2 separate regions of the Homo sapiens genome follow, and region 1 is linked to region 2. A link is a loop called in an ENCODE intact Hi-C map of the cell type or tissue named here. Cell type or tissue: heart right ventricle. All regions are shown on one strand. Each heading gives the region's core, and the rest is flanking DNA. Links, peaks and the distances in the headings are about the cores only. Region 1 has its middle 9.1 kb from the start of IL1RAP. Region 2 has its middle 25 kb from the start of TMEM207.

The links. Peaks named below come from ENCODE experiments on the same cell type or tissue, not always from the same donor. Only the 100,000 strongest peaks of a DNase experiment are listed, where the experiment ranks them.
Region 1: a loop joins it to region 2, with 2.2 times the contacts of the local background. A loop is called at or near these places in 8 of 110 quality-filtered maps.

What each region holds. Positions count from the first base shown.
Region 1 is chr3:190,503,504-190,506,430 of GRCh38, forward strand. No RefSeq gene overlaps it. Among named protein-coding and RNA genes, the nearest start is that of IL1RAP, 9.1 kb to the right of the region's middle. RefSeq lists a silencer at 1,337-1,631. In heart right ventricle, for the core only: a CTCF peak has its summit at 1,102; no DNase peak of the experiment used is centred there; H3K27ac peaks cover 990 bases.
Region 2 is chr3:190,423,391-190,426,317 of GRCh38, forward strand. No RefSeq gene overlaps it. Among named protein-coding and RNA genes, the nearest start is that of TMEM207, 25 kb to the right of the region's middle. In heart right ventricle, for the core only: CTCF peaks have their summits at 1,161 (motif pointing left) and 1,361; a DNase peak (open chromatin) is centred at 1,291.

The DNA of each region.
Region 1 (2,927 bases), core at 112-2,611, 80 kb after region 2:
ATACACAAACACAGTCATCTCTTAATTGTTCTTTCCTGTGGGATTTTGGTTATATTCAATAACTATATATGTGCAAGTTTTATCAAATGTATTTTAAATTTCATCACCTCTTGTGACAAAAATTGTGGCATTATTCTCTCTGATAAATACATTTTTAAAATTTTCTTTCTTTATTTATTTGAGACAAGGTCTTACTCTGTTACCCAGGCTACAGTGCAGTGGCATGATCTTGTCTTACTCCAACCTCTGCCTCCCGGGTTCAAGCGATTCTTGAGCCTCAGGCACCCAAGTAGCTGGGACTACAGGCGTGAGCCACTGTGCCCAACTGATCTTAGAAAGATTGTCCTGTGTATTAGGCCGTTCTTGCATTGTTGTAAAGCAATACCTGAGACTGGGTAATTTATAAGAAAAGAGGTTTAATTGGATCATGGTTCTGCAGGCTGTAAAAGCATGTCATCAGCACCTGGTTGGCTCCTGGTGAGGACCTCCGGAAGCTTACAGTCATGGAGGAAAGTGAATGGGGAACAGGTACCCCACAGGGTGAAAGCAGGAGAGGGAGAGAGTGGGGAGGGGGTAGTGGGGACGGAGGTGCCACACACTCTTGAATAACCAGATCTCACTAGAACTCACTATCACAAAGACAGCACCAAGCTATGAGGGATCTGACTCCATGATTCAAACACCTCCCATCAGACCCGACCTCCAGCATTGAGGAATACAAATTCAACATGAAATTTGGGTGGGGAAAAATATTCAAAGTATATCATCCTGGAAGACCACTAAGGAATCAGCAAGTCTAGTCATTCCCTCTATCAAATTTCAGTTTTAAGAGTCATGATAGGGATTGGGCACCTCTATTATTAAATACAAAACTAACCATACAAAAACCTATAAAAGGAAATTTGAAAAACAGAGGTGACTTGGATGTTTAGCAACGGCTGATGACTACTGTTCTAGGACAATACTGCAGTTCAGACCATTTTAAAGGTTAGGAAGCAGAAGCTCAGAAAGCAGAAATGATTGTGTCGAGAACAGACAGGGATTCTGCAGCCAAACCTAGACTGGAACTGAGGCCATCTAGCAGCAGTTAGGTGAATTAGCAGTTAGACAGACCCCTTTGTTCTCTATATCTCCACCCCTATTTACCATCTCCAGGGTTCTATATCTGGGCTATCTGAATGGCTATTTTAACTTTTACAGGTTACAATTATAAATATATTACAAACTAGTATGTTAATTATAGATCATCTTAAAAATTCGATGCAGAAGTCTCACTGCTGCTTTTCTTTTGCTGCTTGGAATTCAGTCAGCCAAATTTGCCTCAGGCCCAATAATCTCAAGGTTTACCTCAAGTGCTCTTACTTAATAAAGACAACCTCTCAGTTGAGGGAGCACACATGTTCCCCAAAGAGAAGCTATCATTCACCAACAAGCTCATTTTCTAGGCAAGTTATGACTCAATAGCTCATGAGTTTCCAGGAATAGTGCGTGCATGAATAAAAGCTACAAGGGGAAGTATTTAATGCCAACAGGAATAAAGATATTGACTATTATATTAAGTCAAAAGTATGCAGCCTGTAGCAGTATGATTTTCTTGATCTGAATGCTAGTTACATGGTTGTACTTCCTTTGTTAAAAGGCATCAAGCTCTACATATATGATTAGTGCAGTTTTATGTATTCATGTTACACCTCAATAAAATGTTGATTTAATATAATAAAAAATAATAATAACATAGCACTGCCTTACTTTGTCATTTAGAACAAGGCAGAGAGTGGCAAGTAATTACAAGAAATTATACCTGACAACCACGTCAAATAATTTAATGTTGTCACACTTTAAAATCCAGTTTTCTGAATTCCTAGCTCTGCAATGTTGGGCAAGCCATATTACCTTCTGGAGCCTCAGATTTTTCTATATCTCCTAAATAGAAAAAATAAATACTCAGTTCATGAAGATCCTATGGTGTGATAACATAATATTGGTTAAACAAAAAGCACAGACTTAAAAAGCACCTGTCTCTCAGCAGAAATCAGTAACTCATTTATTTGTTCTCATTTGTTTGTTCAAGCATTCTTTCTGTCAAACACCATTCTGGAACACAAAGGCAAATAGATAAGCTACAGTTTTGCTTTTTGAGTAGCATAAGTAATATCTTCCCTCACCCCACCCCTTTTCTTCCGATGCCTGATTCAAGTATAGTTTTCTAACCATTTCTTCCAACATCTGCCACATGTTCTCTGGTTAGAGTAGGAAAATTGACCCTGCTTCACTCTTCCCTCCTCTCAGTGGTGTGTGAAACACCTTCCAATGGGCTTACATGGAGTACCATACCATCTTTCATAAAGCACTCACCACATTATTCTGCAGTTATTTTATTTTTATAACAAATAGTACCTGAGTGGATGAATGGATGCATACTCTTCCCCTGCCCCATTACGTCTCACACCTTCCTCCTTGGTCACCATAAACCTTAATTCGATCTCTCCTTCTAATTTCTTCTAGTGATACCCTCTCTCTTTCTTTCCTTGATACGCTCTAAATAGAAGTACTCCTTCTGGCCGGGCGTGGTGGCTCACAGCTGTAATCCCAGCACTTTGGGAGGCCGAGTTGGACAAATCACCTGAGGTCAGGAGTTAGAGACCAGCCTGGCCAACATGGTGAACCCCGTCTCTCCTAAAAATACAAAATTAGCCAGGCATGATGGCAGGCACCTGTAATCCCACCTACTAGGGAGGCTGAAGAAGGAGGATTGCTTGAACCCAGGAGGTGGAGGTTGCAGTGAGCCGAGATCACGGCATTCCACTCCAGCCTGGGCGACAGAGCAAGACTCCCTCAAAAAAAAGAATACTCCTTCCTCAATACCCCGATGTTACTATATTTTAACTTTCTTACTGACCTTAGTGTAGCATAGGAAAAGTATGGCC
Region 2 (2,927 bases), core at 105-2,604:
ACATTATTACATTAATTATTAGAAAAAGTGAACTCATATTACTTTTTCTCATTATGTCCCAAAACAGATTTTCCAAAAAGGAAACCCTCCCAAACAAACATAATAGTAAAATTAAGCAACCTGCATTCATCAACAGTGTCAGTAATTCTGAGCAATGCCATTTTTATCTTAATAATATAAAAATCTAGCATTTTGATTGATACAGATTATTTTTTCATGAGTTAGATCGCAAGCATAAATTGGCATAATTTCAGAGAATAAATATTTTCCAAATGCACAAATACAAATTTCATTTTGTTTATTATTAACCTATTCCATTTTGTAAAGCAGGCATTACTTTTATTTCATTTTCAGAGAACTATAGCTAGTTCTGTGAAAAACAAAAATGGTACTTTTTATCGCATCTAATATTAAACATTCAAAAATGCCTGCATAGGATTATTTTGTACAAAATCACAAAGCAAAATGAATTTGAAAGTAAAAGATTCCCTTGGAATGTATAGTCTATTTCTTTTCTTCTTTTTTTTTTTTTTTAGATCACTCTCAACAGAGTGGTTTTATAGCCAACACATTTTCATTATTTCATTTTCTCTTACACAATTTTGAAGAATTTCACATTTTGCCTTAAATATAATATTCTGGGAGAGTTTCATTTTATTGTCCACATGAATGCTATTTTAACTCTATCCCAGCTCTATTTCATTTTTGTGAAAGATATTGAATTTTAAAGTTGTCTCTTATAAAGTTGTGGTGCTAATGTAAATGAAACAAATTTGGAACTACAAAACTGAAAATTAAAAAGGAACTTGCAGTCAGGTAAAAATGATATAGGTTAGATCTATAAGGCCAGTGTTGTAGATATTGCGTACCACGTGGGCATTATATGCACAAATTAGCCTACCTTTGTAGACACCTCAAACTCATAGGCCTCATCCTCAGAAAGATGGTTTCTATTTCAAATTTTCTACATTCTGATGCCAGGCATCTCACCTGATGCTCAGCTTTCTTGTGAAAGAAACTAGATACCTTTTTGCAAATGTGAACCTCATTATTATTTCATTCTGCTAGGGTCTGTCAAAAATTTGATATCAGTAGTAACTCAGCTTCATAGTTTCTTCTAGCCATTAAATCCAAGCTAGCTAATGGGCTGGAATCATAGATTGGCTTTCATGCCCTCTGGTGGATGCTCAAAGAAATTGCTACAATCATTAGTAAAAAGAAAAAAAAACAACCCTCATTTTAAAAAACAAACATTCTCAGCCTGGCGCGGTGGCTCTGCCTGTAATACCAGGGAGGCCGATGTGGGCGGATGACCTGAGGTCAGGAGTTCGAGACCAACCTGGCCAACATGGCGAAACCCCATCTCTACTAAAAATACCAAAAAAAAAAAGTTAGCCAGACGTTGTGGCGGGTGCAGAGTCTGAGGGAGGCGAATTGCTTCAACCTACCTGGAAGGTGGAGGTTGCAGTGCACTGCAGCCTGGGCGACAGAGTGAGACTCTGTCTCCGAAAATAAATAAATAAATAACATTCTTTAACATGGGAAGAAAAAAAATTCAATCCTATTACAAACACAGAAATAAACCAATCAACCAACCAACACCAAACAGGTATTTTGTTTGAAGTGTACTGACTCATAAACGCAATTAACTTTAAAATAAATTCCAATTACTTCAACTCCGACTTTCACTACTGTCTTAGGCAAATTAGCTGATAAATCATTAGCTCTGTTTCTAGATGTGCTTACGCTTTTCTATGGGTTAATTATAACCACTGCCTGCTCTGTAAATGGAATGGGGTGTAACATACGTAGCTCATAGGATACAAACAAAAACTTTTTCTTAGAGTCACTCATTTGAGATCAATATAGTTATATTGATCATTCTCTGATGTTTACTTATTATAGTCACTTTTAAAGTTAGAAGATCATAGTGGAAAAATGCCTGAAATAGGAACTGAAAGATGTCAATACCTAGTCTCTAGTTTTGTTTCTTACACTAATTAGCTATACAACTTGGGCAAGTCAAATCGTCTTCCAGGGTCCACACTTTCTCATCTATTAAATGAAAGCAGACACACATGCATAGATAGGTAGATAGATAGATAGATGATAGATAGATAGATAGATAGATACCTTTTTGTCTACTTTTTAAAACAGAATTTGTGAGCTTTTCAACTATAAAAGTATATATATACTTTTGAAGTCTAATTGAACATTAGAAAATCAAGAAACATAAAAAATAAAATCATCTGTAGCCCCATTACGTGAAGATATGTTTTACATTTTTTACTTCTTTATAGTATGACTTCCTTTGTTGGCTTGGAATTACAAGCTATAACACTGCCAAATCATGTACTTGTTTAATTTTATATTTCTTTCTATTTAAGTAATAAATGAACTTAATTTTAAAAGTCAAGTAGTACTATAAAATCGAAATAGAAATCAGTACTTTTCTGTCATACCTAAGCCACACATTATCTCCGAGTCCAATTTCTTGAGACAACAATTTTCAACTCTTTAAGTATTTTGTTACAAATATTTATTATCCAATTCTAAAATGATGTGTTTTGGCACCATTTGGTTTTAATTTATTAATACTTTATTTATTTAATAAATTAATAAATAATAAATTATTAATAAATAATAATAATTAAATTTTCACAATCTGAGATTAGCATTTAGGTTTCTTACTGTATCCTGCCACCTTCCTTCACAAACCTTTTCCCTTTGCCTATATTGTTAATATAAATAATATATATTTAAAATATTAATTTAAACATTTTAATCAATTTAAGTATTAATTATTTACATTATTCATAGCTTAACCATTTATAACAGTACTAATTATTTTTAATTTTCATAGCTTAACCATTTTATAGTTAATCCAATTTTTGTTTTTCATGGATTTAATAAATGCCTTGTTTTTT